Regions from separate parts of the Mus musculus genome. Here region 2 is linked to region 1. A link is a loop called in an ENCODE intact Hi-C map of the cell type or tissue named here. Cell type or tissue: gastrocnemius. All regions are shown on one strand.

Region 1 (8,000 bases):
CCATCTATGAACTGCTGGAGCTTGTGAAGGGGCCGGTCCTGCAGATCCAAAGCCCCAGGATATCCGTGACAATCTGAGAGGAGTTCTGGTTAGGATACAGTACTGATGATGGTGTAGTGGAAGCCAGGGGCCTCGAGCCAGGCCAATAACTAATTATAATGAACATTTGCAAGTGACGATGTGTGGGCAGAGGGGTATACTGTGGGACATACTGTGACACTCTACAGCTTTCTATGATGAGATGTTTTCTATGCTTTGTTAATTTTGTTTGTTTGGTTTTTATTTCCTTTTAGGAGGGAGATTGCAAGGGCAGAGGGCAGATAAGAAGAGACAGGGTGGTGAGTGGGATTGGGGTGGGTGACGTGAAACTCACAAAGAATAAATGAAAAGTTCAAACCAAACCAAACCAAACCAAACCAAACCAAAAAAACTGTCCTGGCTGGGTTTCTGTGGTCTGTAACTACCACTGTGGTCTGTAACTTCAGGGCTTGGAGACTGCTGGCCTGTGCTCCCAGGGTAACTCTCACTGCCCTAATCCGGGCCACTTGGGGACATTCTGTAAACAGATGGGGTTGTACAGAGCATAGCCCCACCCACTTTGTTGCTGCGTTCAGTCTGTAGCTTGTATACACCCTATGCTCGAGCATAAAGTGCTACTCCCCCGTTAGGAGAAACAGGCAGAGACGGGAGTACCGTGAGGCTGCTGGAGAGCCGGGACCTCTGGCTTGCAGACTAGACTGTAAGTGTTTGGAAAGGAGACATTTGAACACAGATTTTTGAAGGTAAAACACTAAGGAAGTAGAGAGAATATCATCATGTGGCAGAAAAAAAAAGGTACTATTTCTATAGATTGTTTATACATAAAAATCATAAAATATATTATATAGTTTAAAAAGTGTGTGTGTGCGTGTGTGCTCTTTTGGGGTGGGGGGTTGGCTTTTTGAGGCAGAGATTCTCTGTGCAGCCCTGGCTGTCCTAGAACTTGCTCTGTAGACCAGGCTAGACTCAAACCCACAGAGATCTGCCTGCCTCTGCCTCTGGAGCACCATGACTAAAGGCGTGTGCTACCACTTCCCAAGTGTATATGTTGTTTTTTCTTTTTTTTAAGCATAAATGTAAGACATCACGGATGCATTCGTGGTGGGATGACATATCTAATTTTATTGATGAATAGTAAATAAAGTGTATGTCAGTGGAGAGGCAGATGCAGTCTAACCACCTAGAAGGACACACAGAGTGCGGGTCCAGGAGTCGTCTAAGGCCTGGTGGTTTGCGGTTCACAGCCCCAGGTTGTGGCTTCAGCTGGGTCGTTTACCCCGGTTATCTGGGTGTTCACAGATTCTGCTGTTACTTGGCTGTCACCACAGCAGTCCAAACAATTGCTTCATTTCCTTTATTTGTTTTCCTACCCAAGCTGAAATGGCTCTAGTCGATGTGATTGACATGTGAGGATTTGACATCTGGAAGGCCGAGGAGGAGTCAGAATACTGTGTGACTTGCTCTAGATGGTAGGGCTGTAAACGGCTGTCCCTGTGTATCCTGAGGGCAGGGTTTCCGTTCAACCCTGTGTGCTGCTTAGGGACATGGCGACAGGTGGGTGTGGCTGAGGGGGCGTAGATGGAGCAAAAGATGTGGGTTCTGGTGGTGTGACTGGGGCGGGGATGCTGGTGCACACCTTCAATCCCAGTCCTTGGGGCTGAGGTAGAGGCAGGTGCATCTCTGAGTTTGAGGTTAGCCTGGTCTACATAACAAGTCTAGGATAGCCGGGGCTACACAGAAAGATACCATGTTTAAAAAAATGTGACTTGCGGCCAGAGAGATGGATTGATGGTTGAGAGAGCTCGATGCACCATTCTAGCACCCAGACAACAAGCGCCACGAACATGTCTGCTGCCTTAGCATCATGGTGGTACAGGGACAGTACTGCGGGGGCTTGCTAGCATAGTTGAGAAACTGAGCTCTAGACCCTGCCTCAAAGAAATAAGGCAGAGTGGGAAAAGGGTACTGCCACCCTCTCTGGCCTTCACACACCTGCATGGATGCACAGGCAAGAATTAGAAAATCAGGGCTGGAGAGATGGCTCAGCAGTTAAGAGCACTGGCTGTTCCAGAGGTCATTAGTTCAATTCCCAGCAACCGCACGGTGGCTTGCGACCATCTGTAATGGGGTCTGATGCCCTCTTCTGGCTTTTGGGTATACTTGCAGAGCACTCATACATAAATAAACGAATCTTTAAAAATTAGAGAATCAGATTTTAGAAATAAATTTCAGAAGGAATGATGTGACCCTTGCCTCACCATTTTGATTCACGTTGCTGTAACAAAGCATTAGAGACTGTCTATGCTATAAAGAGAGGAGACTCACTATCTCACACTCTTAATGCTGAAGATCCAGTGCTGGGTAGCTCTATTCATTCAGGCGCTGGCAAGGGCCTTTGCTACATCACAAATGGTATCACACAGAAGGAAGACTTGGGAAGAGGAGGGGGTGGTGTGCCAGTTGGAAAGACAGGAACCAGGGAGGGGGTTCTTTTTATAACATGTTCTCCTTTTTATAACTAGCCCACTCCTGCGAAACCTGTACCCATCACTTCATTTGCGTGGGACCTCACCTCCCAGGAGACCATGCCTACTAAAGGTCCTGCCACCTTTCATCACTATGAAAGTTTCCAGCCCATGAACCTTGTGGGACACATCCAAACTGTAGCAGTCTCCCTGTGTGTCTGACTGACTAGCAAGTGCCACTTTCATGAGCGTGCTGACACGGGACACTGCACTGTACATTCTGGTGAAATTGATTGTCCTAGGACTTAAGCAGAGCTTCTCTATTTCTCTGGTTTCTGAGCCCCAGAGGTGACACCAGCCTCTAAAGAGGACCCTTTTCAGAGCCCAAGAGGGAAGAATGGATGAGAAGACTCATTCCTGCCTGTCAGTCAGCCCCGTGGACTTCCTGTGGGCAGCTGAGGCTTTCTTGATTTTGGCAGCACGTCCAAGCTTAGATGACTCTGAGAGAGGGTTCCGGGTTCCCAGAGCTGGCTGGGTGGGTGGGTAGCAGGTGTGATGACTTGGTAGAAGGCCCTTGGCCAACTGCAGGTAGTCTTTGAGGGAAGGTCCTCGGGGTTTTAGAAAGCAGTGTGCTGGCAAAAAAGTCTGGTGTAACTCCTTGCGTTTAATTTTCAAGGGATGGTCATGCTCGCAGCAGCCTCATTTTCTTCCTGTCAATCAGTGGGCCAGGGCTCCAGCTTCCCATTGTCTTCACCTATTTAGACAGGTGACTTTTTTTTCTTGTGGTTGCTGGGATTTGAACTTAGGACCTTTGGAAGAGCAATCGGTGCTCTTAACCACTGAGCCATCTCTCCAGCCCTAGACAGGTGCCTTTTGTGTGGTTAAAAAAAGTGTCACTGTGTAGAGCAGGCTGTCCTAAACTTGCCACATAGGCCAGGCTGTCCTGGAACTCACAGAAGTCTGCCTGCTTCTGCCTTCTAAGTACTAGGATTAAAGACAAGAGTCCCTAGTTCCTAGTTGATGGCTTGTTTCTTTGTTTGTCAAGACAGGGTCTCCCTGTGTAGCCTTGGCTGTCCTGGAACTTCCTTTGTAGACCAGGCTGCCCTTGAACTCAGAGAGATCTGCCTGCTTCTGCCTCCCCAGTGCTGGAACTAAAGGTGTATGTCACCACTGCCCGGCCCTAGTTGATAATTTTTAATACAACATCTAAAATAGCAATAAGGGGTCAGTGAGATGGCTCAGTGGGTAAAGGTGGGGCCAGTGTTTGATTCCCGTTACTTGCATGGCAGAAGGAGAAAACAGATTTCAGCAATCTGTCTTCTGACCGCCATATGACCCAATGGGGCACACATGCACTGTGGCATGTATGTATATGCCCACACATGTACACACAAATGCTCACACACACACCAGATGAATGAATAAGTAACAGGTAAACAAATGTAAATTAAAACGATTTTTAAAAAAGTTTTAAAAATCCACCCTTATTTCACCTTATAGTGATAATTGTTTGCATATCCTTTCCCTTCTCAGTTTTCAGATTTTGTGACAGTCTCCTGTGTCCCACCCAGGTCTCAAACTTGCTGTGTATCTGAGGACAGTCCTGAACTAATCTGCTTTCCAAGTGTTGGGCCCACACCACAGGTGTCGCTGACAAACATTTTTATTCTGCATCATACATAGTGTTAGCCTGCCATCTAGCGGCTTGGGTTGATGAAAAGGTTCCAGCAGCTTGAAGGAGATAGATGCCTCTGAGCATATTTGGTAATTCCTTACAGGATGAAATGGATGGTCTTGAGCAGTCTAAGATGCCGTGTACAGGGCGTGCCTAGCATCAGGAGGCTCTGGGCTCTGTTCTCAGAACTGTAAAATAAACCAATAAAGGAAGATGCTGTCAGTTCAGTACAGGCTGGGTTGTGTGAGGTGGGGTCATGACTCGGAGCAAGTTTTCTATTATAGTCACTTAAGGATTGACGATCAGTGGCAGTTGGTGTGGGGAGTAGCAGTGGCATGCTTGGTATTCTTTCTACTTCTTTCTTCAGTTATAAGACACGGTCTCACTATGTAGCCCTGGCTGACTCTCTCACCTACTTGTTTTTGATGTCGGATACTTAATTTTTAAGTTTATTTTATTATTATTTTTTTAGTCAGGCTCTCATGCATCCCAGACTGGGCCGCAAGCTCACTATGTAGCTGAGAATGGTCTTGAATTCCCTGCTTGCCTTCCTATGTGCTGGAATCACAGGTGTGTCTACTACACCCTATTCATATTGTGCTGGGGCTTAAACCCAGGGCTTCGTGCACGCCAGGGGAGCGAGCACTCTACCACTGAGCTACCCAGCATCTCAGCTACCGAGGCTCTCGGTATTTCAGATACTTTTAACTGAGCAAAGTGAGTTTCTGTTTGGTAGCTCTACACAGTTCTTCAGACATATGAATTTTTTTTTTTTTTTTTAGTCTGGTTGTATTTCTGGGTTATGTGCTGGCTTCGTCCAGCTCTGTGGAATCCTTAGATATTGCTACTGATCAAATTTGCACAAATCATATTGCTAACTCAAAACTGAGTAATTCAGATGTGCCATGCATACATCCCCTCAGCCAGGAGGCCTGCCTAACCGTTGCCAGGCAAAACAGGCGCAGGGACCTCTGAGGTGACAGAGAATGGAGGTGCCTTTATTCCCTCTACTTGGAAGGACTGAATGTAAGACTGTGAGGGGGCAGGGGAGTCTGGAAGCGATCTCTACAGATGCATCACTGTGGCAGCAATGGGACATTGTTCAGGGGACACCTGAGCTGTGCTGTCCAATGATCACTCTGTTAACACACTGCAGCTCTTGGTTGTTTCACTGAGCTGGTCTTTTTCCGAAGTTTACCATCATGTGACTCCCTCTGGCTGGCTCTCTGTGCTGCTCCTGTCCTGTGTCCAGTGGGTGGGTTTCAGTGCAGACTGCTTGCTTGCCACTTGGCATGAGTTCCCTGAGATGAGAGGCCTGTAAGATCTGTCTTTAGGTCAGTTTATAGCTTATCCCTGAACATGGCTGTAGTTCTGTTTTATTTGTTTGTTTGTTTGTTTGTTTGTTCCCTTGGGGTGTCCAGGCACTGCCACACATTAGGTGGGGGAAGGATGGAGCGGAACCAAGTCCAGTGGTCTGCTTCTTCCCTTGAGATGTCAGGACCTGGGCTGGAGAGATGGCTCAGCCGTTAAAGGCTAGGCTCACAACCAAGAATATAAGAGATGTCAGGACCCGATGAACAGGTGGATCTGCAGGATCCTGGTCTGGCAGTGAGTGCTGTGGGGAGGGAGTCTCCTCTGAAGATTCCAGTGCTGCGGCTCTTCAGTGTTACAGCTCTTTTAGAAAACATTTCTCATAGACAGTCGTCAGTGAAACAGCTTGTGCACATACATTTTATTCTGGGTGATGTATGGGCTATGTATATAGAAGCCTTAGAGAGTGGGAAGGTGCACTTCTTAGGGTGATGTTTCATTGGCTGAGGTTGAAGGTTCTGGGGACACTTCATTTGCATGGAGAGGCATTCCATGAAGCTGGACCAAGGATCACATGACATTCCTCTGGCAGAAGATTTGGGGGTCAGATCAGGCAGAAAAAAGGAAGCCCTGCTAAGAAAAGGGAGTCCTTCATTTTGCGCAGAACTCAGGAAAGCTGTCCAGACATTGTAGACTACAATCATAGCCCATGGGTGCTCATGGGACGCGGCATGGCATGTCTGTTGGTGACTGTTGTGCTTTGACTATAAAATGCCCTCCACAGAGTCGTGTTTTAAATATTTGGTTCCCGTCTGGTGGCACCATTAGGCACACAAGCATATATACGCACTGTCTAAGTTAGGGTTCTATTGTTGTGAAGAGACACCATGACCATGGCAACTCTTATAAAGGAAAACATTTTTTGTGGCTGGCTTACAGTTCAGAGGTTTAGTCCATTATCATCATGGTGGGAGACAGGTGCTGGAGAAGGAGCTGAGACTTCTACATCTTGATCCAAAGACAGCAGAAAGAAACTATGTGCCACACTAGGCCTCACTTGAGCATGGGTGACCTTAAGCCTGCTCCCATGGTGACACTCTTCCTCCAACAAGGCCACACTTCCTAATTGTGCCACTCCCTATGACCAAGTATTCACACATAGTAGTCTGTGGGAGCCATTCCTATTTAAGCCATCACACACACAAACACATATAGATTTCCAGGGGTCTTTGCCATTACCACAGGCAGCAGAGTAATGATATGCAGGAGGGAGGAAGGCAGTTCCGTTCAACGTGACTCAGTATTCAGTCGTCTTGCTTCGAACTTTGGGAGTCTGACCCTGAGTAGTTTATTTTAGGCATATTTAGGCACAGCACAATTTGGTGAAAAATTTCCTTGTGATAATTAGTCCAATTCTGTGTGCACAATAAAGCACAGAATAAAGCTAAATATTAGATGTGACATTATAGAAACTCTTTGTAAAGTACGTGCTCACATACTCTCACACACACTTACACACTCACACACTGACATACTCACATTCGCACGCACACTCACACACTTTCAAACACACCCACACTCACACCCACACTGCCCCCCCCACGAGGTGGGGGGGTTGTTGTGTAACCTCAGCTGTCCTCCAACTGAAAGAAGTCTGCCTGCTTCTGCTTCCCGAGCACTTGGGATTCAAGGTGTGCACCATATACCTGATCTCTGGGAATTTTGTATCTAGTCCCTTCTCCTCCTTTTCTGCTTCTTGGCAGCACGATATAAACTCTGCTGTCCCCTCCAGGCATCTCTGCTATGATGCACTGACACTTTTAACACTGAGCCAAAAAAACCTGTTCCCTTTTGAAATTGTTCTGCCAGGTGTCTATTCACATTGAGAAAGTCACTATCATGATAACAACACCCTGAAAGAAACAGTGGGTCTGCCAGGCAGAGGGGGAACCTGCAGGGAAAATGGGAGCCCTGTATTCAAAGTACAAGCCTGGTATGCCTGGTGTGGAGATGAGCAGTACTTGTAAGGGAGGGTGCATGTGCACAGTAAGGGTGGGTGTGAGTGCATGGTAAGGGAGGATGGCACATCCCTCTCACTGTTAGCATGTGGATAGCTCACATCTTCACTGTGCCAGTGCTCTAAGTAAATTTTGTGGGAGAGGACTTGTAAAGATGAGACAAGTAGAATAGGAGGAAGGGTAAGGAAGTGTTTGTGTGTGTGTGTGTGTGTGTGTGTGTGTGTGTGTGCGCACGCACTGCAGCTGAAGAAGGAGAAAGCCAGCTATCAGCTGAGGTGCCTTGCATTGTAATCCCAGGCCGAGGAGGGAGACTTACCATGAGTTTGAGGCAGCCATTTTCCATGCGAGGGTTTGAACTAAAGGCTTCCCCACCCGTGCCAGGCAGTTGTTCATCACTGACCTAGATCCTCAGACTCCCCCCCCCCTTTGTTTCAGATGGCAAGGTCAGGCTTCAGAGGAACACAGGGGGGCTTGCCATGGCGAACACTTCAG
Region 2 (8,000 bases), 150 kb before region 1:
TGATCAGAACTTTTCCCTTCATGGAGGGCGACTTATTTAAGTGATCTGAAAGCTATCTTCTTCTTCATTGCTGTTTTATGCAGCTCCCTATTTCTTAGTGGACATCGTGATGCCTTCCACCCTTGCCACTACAGCAATGACTAAAGTCCTTTCCCACCAGTCATTTGGTGTGTGGACACCTGGGTTTGCAGGAGAGATGCTGGTAAGCCGATTCATTGGGTCAAAGTGATAATGACTGAGACTGAGCCAGGCACAGGGGTGCACCTGCAACCTCAGGAGGTGGAGGCAGGAGATCACTTTAGCCCAGAGCATGAAGCCAGCAAGATCCCTTCTCAAGACATATTTTTGATAATTACAGTCCCTGTTTCCTCCTTCCCAAGTCATCCCAATTCACACCCCTCAGCCGCGCCAGGATGTGGGCTTCCTTCTTCCCCCGCCTTTGTCAAAGCAGCTCCCCGATGGCTGCACAGAACAGCTTCTCGCTGTGGTTTCCATGTGTTTTGCTCCCTTGACTGCAGTAATCAGCTCTTCACTGAGAGAGAGAGTCAGACCACGTGGTTTTCCTTCCCTGCATGTGCCCTGACCTTGGCCCACCTTCCCATGATGTCACTGGCTTTATTGGTTTGTGGGAGCTCATTGGGAAAGGAGCCCTTAGTGACATGAGTTGCCCTGCACTCTTTTATTTCCACAAGACAGCACAGCATGTAATTATGTAACCACGTTACTTGGTCTTATCTTTTATGGTGTCTGGGGCTGTGAGCTACTAAACAAGCCTCCTCCATACCAAGATTATAAATAAAATTGTTCGTGTTTTTCTTCCTCTTTGTGGCCTTATTTTTCACACTTAAATCTTCCAATCATCTGGAATTTGTTGTCACACAGGAGCGAGATCCAACCATATTTTCTTCCAACTGGAGACCCAGCTGTCCTAAAACCAAACAGCCAGCTGATAGCTCGGTGCCTGCTTTAAAACCTGAATTCCACCTACAGTGATCTTTCTTGTGCTGTGGTATTTCTGACTCTACATCTGTTTTCCTACCCATCTTCCTGAGCTTCTACTTTGCCTATAGGGATGTGGGCATCTCAGGCCTCCATCCCCAGAGGAGACGGCTCTGGGAATCCAGAAGAAAAGCAAATTCCCCACACATTCAGGAACCATATATGCAGTGGTGTAGAATATGCACAGAACCTCTCGTACTCTCCTCTAGACTTCAGCCATCTCTCCAGGCTTGCAATGTGACCTGACCTAGCCATGCTCTGTATGCTGCTGCGCCATTGGGAGTCATGATGGGAGAGACTGCACACTCTGCCATGCAAGCTTTCTCAGATAATCTTGCAATGCAGCCGGTTGGCTCTGTGGATGCACAATCTGCAGATCAGAGGAAGGTTGAGAGCACCACCTCTGCAGCGGGTACTAAATCCTGCAGCTGAGCTGGTGGGATTTGTGCAACCCTCTCACAGATGAGCCTCTGCACTTCCTGGAATGCACCCCCCACCCCCTTCCCTGACCCACAGGTTTTTTTTTTTTTTTTTTTTATTTCAATCCCATAGATCTCATTATGGGTGGTTGTGAGCCACCCATGTGGTTGCTGGGATTTGAACTCATGACCTCCAGAAGAATAGTCAGTGCTCTTAACTGCTGAGCCCTGGAATGTACTTTTTCTACCTTCTTTAACTCAGGAGGTGAGTGACAATGGAGGAAGTGCCCAGAGAGGCAGGAACCAGGGCTGGCTTCAACAGCATCTGCAACAATGGCCCTGCATGGTCCCCTGAAGCCTAGCTTCCTTCTAGTCAGCATAAGCTACCTGACCCCCATTTTCTCACAGGGCAGATGGGGGTGATAACTCATCACTGCTGTGAAGACTGCATGGGATAAACAAGGGGCCTGAAGCTATGTGATCTTCGAGTGGTAGATGGAAACTGTCCCCCCTTCAGTCACCTCAAGTATGGGGGGGGGGGTCACCAACCACTTCCCTCCCTGCCCCTTCCCTGCTTTCAGATGTGGCCATGGAAGAAATAAGTTCCTGCAGCAGGACCAGCTTAACCTCCCATGTAGGATGCTGAGTGGAGGATCTCTAGCCTCTTTCTCCCTCCCTCCCTCCCCCCCCCTCTCCCTCCCTCTCCCACATCTCGAGAGTCCTTATCACCTGTCCCTCCCAAAGGCAGTAAGACTCAACAAGCTCGACTTAACTCCATCTTCAAACATCTTTTACAGACTATGCCTTGGTCAGAACCGTAGGAGACATGCCTAGAGGGAGAGGACTTGAGACTTGCTGTGTGTTACCTGTGTGTGTTTTGGCCAGCCTCAACTCCAACACTGTGTCCCTGTACAGAGCTAGGATTTGTTACAGAGGGTCCCCTGTATGGGCCCACTTCCACGTGGGTGGAGCTGTGAGAAGGGATGCACCACAGGTGGGCTTTGCCTGAAGAGCAGCCAGGTCAAGGGCTGGGTACCTGGGAGAGGGGCTGCTGCTCAAGGGAACTGATAAGATTGGCCCCAGCCTTGACCCAGGACATAGTTCACACCCCTGATGCCCCCTCACCCCTTCCTGCTACTCAGCCAGCTACTCAGCCAGCCCTCCCTTTTCAGTATCCTTGTTCCTGTCTCTTTCCACTCTGCCGCCTCAGCTGAGGCCCTCCTTGTCTCCTGGAAGCACCGCAGCATGCCTGCTGGGCCCTACATCTCTTACTTGCTACAGTTTGTAACTTAAGTCGTCCGTCACCCCCCCCCCACCCACCCCCCCCCCGTGGCAAAGGCTTGCTCCTCAGGGTGCTGCTATTGGAAGGTAGTGGCGCCTTTGAAGGTGAGACCCAGCTGCTGGAGGCCTTTGGGTCACTAAGTGTGCACACGGAGGAGACTGTGGTACTCTGACCACTTCCTTTTTCTCTCTTTCTCGCTTCTCAGTAATGAGGTTTTGCCCACATGCCCCTGATACACTGTCACCTGGTACCCCACTAGAAGCCTAAAGCAACAGGTCTGCCTGATCATGGACCAGCATCTCTAAAACTGAGCCAACCCTTTTTTTCTTTTTCGCTTTATTATCTCAGCTGTTTGTTTTTTATGACTTATTTCCTTACTTATTTTGTGTATCAGGCGGTAACCTTGTATGTGGAGGCCAGAGGACACTTGCTTGGGGTCTATTCTCTCTTTCTATTGTGTGGGTTCTGGGAATCAAACTTAGGTCCTTAGGCTTGCCAGCAGGCACCTTTATCTGATGAGTTAACCTGTTGGCCCAGGTATTTGTTACGGTAAAGGCCAACTGACTAATAACATCTTCTCTGGAATACAGGAGGGGATCACTGTACAGCTTTAGAAATCAAGAAACATGTACTTCCAACACTCAGAAGGATCTCTGTGGGTTCGAGACTAGGTTGGTCTACACAGAGAGTTCTAAGACAGCCAGGGTTACATAAGGAGACTCTGACTCAAAACAACCAACCAAACAATATGTTACTGGGGTGGGATGCAGCTTGGTGGTGGAACACTTCCTAGAAAATCTGAGGCCCTAGGTTCCATCTCCAGCATGACAAGACAGACAACCACAAAGCCCCTCTGGTAGCTCTCTGTAGACTCGACATTATTCCTCTCCTCTGCCCACACAGCCCTTACCTAGAGTCCACCCCCATCCTGGAAAGGCTCTCGTCCAAGGTGCCTGCCTATCTTTCTCATCTACAGGGTGGAGTGAGGGCTCCCTCATCCGAGCTACTTATGCATCCTGTCACGGGCATCTGCCCAGGCCACTGTGGCCACGCTCCACATCCCCATGCTTCCCTTGGACATGCTCTTCTTTTGACACAACACCTGGATTGGGCCATCCTCAAAATCTTGCCCATTCTCCACAAGGCCTGAATGTCACTTTCTCCTTCAAAGGGGTGTTCTCTTCCTCCCTCAACTTCAGGCTACCTCACGCTGGAAACTTTGCTTCTCATCTGAGGTTCTATCCCCATATTAGTTTCCCCAGACACTCTCTCAGAGGGCGTGCCTCTTAGCTCTCGGCGCCCCAGCACTTCTAGATTACACTCCTACAGGCCTCCTGTAAAAAAGGGTCATGTGGCCTGGTTCTTCATGGTGTATCTGGCAGAGAATTGGTATTTATTGCATAACAAATACAGAAGCAGCATTTCTTCAAAGATCGTGACAGACCTTTGTAGAAACCAATCGCTCCCAATTTAGTTATACCATCTGCCTCTCCTAGCCCCTCCCTGAGCTCTAGGACCAGTAGACACCCGCCTTACCTGGCCTGCCCCCCGTGGTTCATCCCAGTAGTTCCACCCGGCCCCACCCATCACCTCCGTCCGCTCCTCAGACCCCGCCCCTCGGGCACTACACCATCTCCATAGCACCACCCGACCGTCTTGCCACTCCCCTCCCGCTCCAGCCGATCCCACCCGATCCCCCTCACGACCCCTTCCTTCAAGCACCGTCCACCTATACCGCTCCAGTGGCAGCCGGGCCCCGCCCAGGCCCCACCCGACCCCGCCCACCACGTGCTCCGCCCCGCCCCTCGGCCCCGCCCTCCAACGGACTCCACCCTGCCCCACCCACCTGTTCTGCAGGCCCCGCCCCTCCCCTCGGGCCCGCTCACCTGTACGCCCAGGGCGACACGCTGCGCAGGTTGGTGGGTGGCCGGAAGCGGCGGTCGGCGGCCCTGCCCCCGGCCGGGCAGCTGGCATTGCGCGCCTGCTCGCGCGGCCCGAGCTGCAGCGTGTGGTGGAAGGCGCTGAGCACGCCGGCCGCCAGCCGCCCGTACAGCTGCTCCAGGAGCTCCTCCGGCCGGTCCGCGCAGTCCCGCGGCCGCGCCGGGCGCCTCCCGGTCCTCAGCGCGCCCGCCGCGCGGCCCGGCGCCAGTGCCAGCAGGAAGCCGACCGCGAGCATCCAGACCTGCGGGACAGGCCGAGCTCAGCGTCGCGGGACCCGCCCGGCGCTCCGCACACCGTGAGGCCCTCCCCGAGCATGGGCGCCGCGCGGGCCGGCCCCCGAGCGCCGTCCCCGCCCGCCCGCCGCCCGCGCGGTCCCCGGGGCCCGGCCCGCCGCCGGCCCGCGCGCCCCCGGCCCCCGCCGCCGCCGCCGCCCAGAGCCGGAGCCCGCGCGGGGGGCGGGTGCGGGGCGCGCGTGCACGTGTGCGTGTGCCTGCCGGGCTGCTGCGCGGCGGGCTGCGAGTGCCTGTGAGACGCCTCTCCGGGCCGTCCCGCCGTCCTCCCCCCGTCCCTCTGCCCCAGCCCGGCCTCGGCCATGCCTCGCCGGTACCCCCGAGGGCGCTCACCAGTGTCCCCAACATCGCGTCGCCGTGATGCTTTCCAGACTTGTTAGGAGGGGGGCTGAAGGCTCTTCTGCGAAGTAAATAAGGGCGCCGCACACGCGGGGCGTGTGGCCTGCGGGCTGGGTGTCGCCCCTACAGAAGTGGACTGGCGGTCCGCCTGGCTGGAGGAGGAGGAGGTGGTGACTGGCCTCGACGCCTCGGCACGGACCAGTGGGGCCTCGGGGATGCAGTCGAGAGGCCGACTTTGGCTCAGAGGAAACGGATTTCTCTAGACATTGAAGCGGTCCAGGAGCTGGACAGGCCACTTGGAAATGAATGAACTCCAACCTAGAAGGACTCTCCTTCTTGCGACCACTTCCTCTTCTGGGATTTCATAGTTCGAAGAATTATACAAGAGATTAAAAAACAGTTATGTTCTGTTAGGCTAGAAGGAGGCTGTTTTCCCTTAAATACTCATAAAATGACTCCATGCCTCTTATTCAGCTAAGGGCCGAGTAATAAATACCCTCCCCCACCTGACACATGCTGTAAATGGGCATCTCTTGGTCTAGTTTTACAGTGTTGGAGAACTCAATCATGGTAATTAATTGTGTGAGCAGACATGTAAAATGAGCCTAAAGTTCTGTGAATAAATTAAGGGGAATCAGCTCAAATGAAGGACTCTATTGAATCTGAAGAGAGCTTGCTCACTTACTTGTTCATTATTTAAATGCCTTGCTTACCAGGCATCCAGCTAGTGAATATGATTACTTTTGAGCATTTACGCTTTGAGAATAAAGAGAAATGGCTGAGACTAGCTGAACGCTTTTTGAAAGTGTGCAAAATATTTTTTTGACTCCCTAAAACGGCTTGCAGCTTTGGGTTTTAACCAAGTTGTAAACCAGTGGTTAACTGCGTTTCAGTTCTGCTATGCAGAAAAACACTTGCCTTCAATGTTTTAAAACTGAAATACTTTGTAGCGGCTCTACCTTTAAAAGTCCCTTCAAACCTTACAGCTTAAAACATTTTACAATTCCTAGTAAACACATTTGGGTTTATGAAACACTTTGACTCGCACATAAATTGTTAACGTTGTCTCCTTCCTAGTAAAAAAACGGGAATAAAGACATCAGCACTCAAGTACTACTAATTTTCCATTTGAAAGGTACAGCGTAGGAGTATTTTCGAGGCGAGCTTGTCATTACCAGAGTTCCACGGAACTACTCACTGTGCTAATCAACAAAGTACCTTCCAGTGTCTGACCAGTTTGTGGAAGCCTCCAGTTACTGAAAACTTAAACTGAGTAGAGCATAAGATTCATTTGTGATTAAACAGGGGAGCAAAGGCTATAAATAGGTGCAGATTAAATAAAAAGTTCCCAGATCTGAGCATTTTATGAAGATACAAACATGTTAATAATTATTCCAGACTTGAGGCTGGGGAGATGTCTCGGTGGGTAAATGGGTTGTTGTGTTCTAGGGGTGGCCCAGGTTCTATGCCTGGGTCCCAAATAAAGGTGGGAGGAGAGAACCCACTCCACAAAGCTGTCCTCTGACCTGCACATCCATCCATCTTGACCTGCATGTGCATTGTAGTGTGTGTGCTATCACACACGTGACTTTTTACACAATTCTAAAGATATTTTAAAGATTAATCCAGTTACGAGCACTGGCTGTCTTGCAGAGGACCTGTGTTTGGTTGCTAGTACCAAAATGGTGGCTCACAGCCATCTGACACTAGTTCCAAGTGGCTTCACTTGGCTGTTCCAAGTCTAGCAAAGCTGCAAAAGCAATCTTTCAGGTGCCCATGAGGCTAGAAGAGAGCATCATATCTCTTGGAATTGGTATCACAGGTGGGTTGTAAGTGGCCTATTAGAGTGCTGAGAATTGAACCCTGGTCCTCAGTGAGAATGATGGCCAATGTTAACCGCTGGGCATCTCCAAAGCTTCCAAAGCCAGTGTGGGATTGGCTCGTTCCATCCTGACCTTGGATTTCTGAGTAAGGTGCACGTGCAGACATTTTCTCTCCTCAGAGGCTCCTCACATAGCAATCCGCACAGCTGCCATGCACCCAGCTCCTCCCATTCATGGAGATTTTTAGCACTTGGACCTTTCATTATGTGTTCTGCTTATTTTTGTTTTGTTTTGTTTTTTCGAGACAGGGTTTGGGTTCTGCTTCTTAATCCTGCACCATCAACCCGTACTGGTTCTGAGTGCCCACTTGCAGTTTCGTCCTCCACCAACCCAGTCTGATCTTTGACATTAAATTGTGTGGCCATATCCAAGGTCTCCTCATCAGAAACAGCTGACCGCATCCTTGGATCTGATTCCAGTGATCACCCATGTCCTGTCCTGCACCTCTATCTTCAGATCATGCCGTTTTCCACTCACATCGAAACTTTCCCTCCTCATATCTTCTCGAGTCCAGTTTCATTGCTCATCTTTATTATCATATTCTTACAGTCCTTTGGTGCTCCATTATTCTGCAGTACTTGTCTGCACTAAGCTCTTTAAAAAAAAAAAATCACACATGGTTTGGGGAGATGGCTCAGCCACTAAAGTGCTTACTATACAAACATGAGGACCAGGGTTCAGTCTCTCGGAATCAATGCAGAAAAGCTGGGACTAGCATCTGGCTCAGATTAGCAATTTTTTTTCTGGTTTGGAGAAATGTCCTCCAAGGTCTATGTATACAAGGTAGTCCCTGGGGCTCTGTCCTTGAAGGGGTAAACCCTGAGATTAATGGGGCTGTTCCACCATG

The links. Peaks named below come from ENCODE experiments on the same cell type or tissue, not always from the same donor. Only the 100,000 strongest peaks of a DNase experiment are listed, where the experiment ranks them.
Region 2: it touches region 1 in a loop (2.2-fold over the local background); 2 of 42 quality-filtered maps call a loop at or near these places.

The regions. Positions count from the first base shown.
Region 1 is chr14:57,368,765-57,376,764 of GRCm38, reverse strand. The region is part of intron 2 of Cryl1 (crystallin, lambda 1); the gene reads left to right. Among named protein-coding and RNA genes, the nearest start is that of Gm41161, 4.3 kb to the left of the region's middle. In gastrocnemius, a CTCF peak has its summit at 4,199 (motif pointing left); DNase peaks (open chromatin) are centred at 3,024 and 4,195.
Region 2 is chr14:57,522,186-57,530,185 of GRCm38, reverse strand. Il17d (interleukin 17D) reads right to left here and starts at 5,357. Exons shown (of 3, transcript NM_145837.3): 1 at 5,265-5,357; 2 at 4,587-4,882. The coding sequence starts at 5,279. In gastrocnemius, a CTCF peak has its summit at 4,248; DNase peaks (open chromatin) are centred at 4,351, 4,546, 5,189 and 5,399; H3K4me3 peaks cover 1,889 bases; H3K27ac peaks cover 1,157 bases.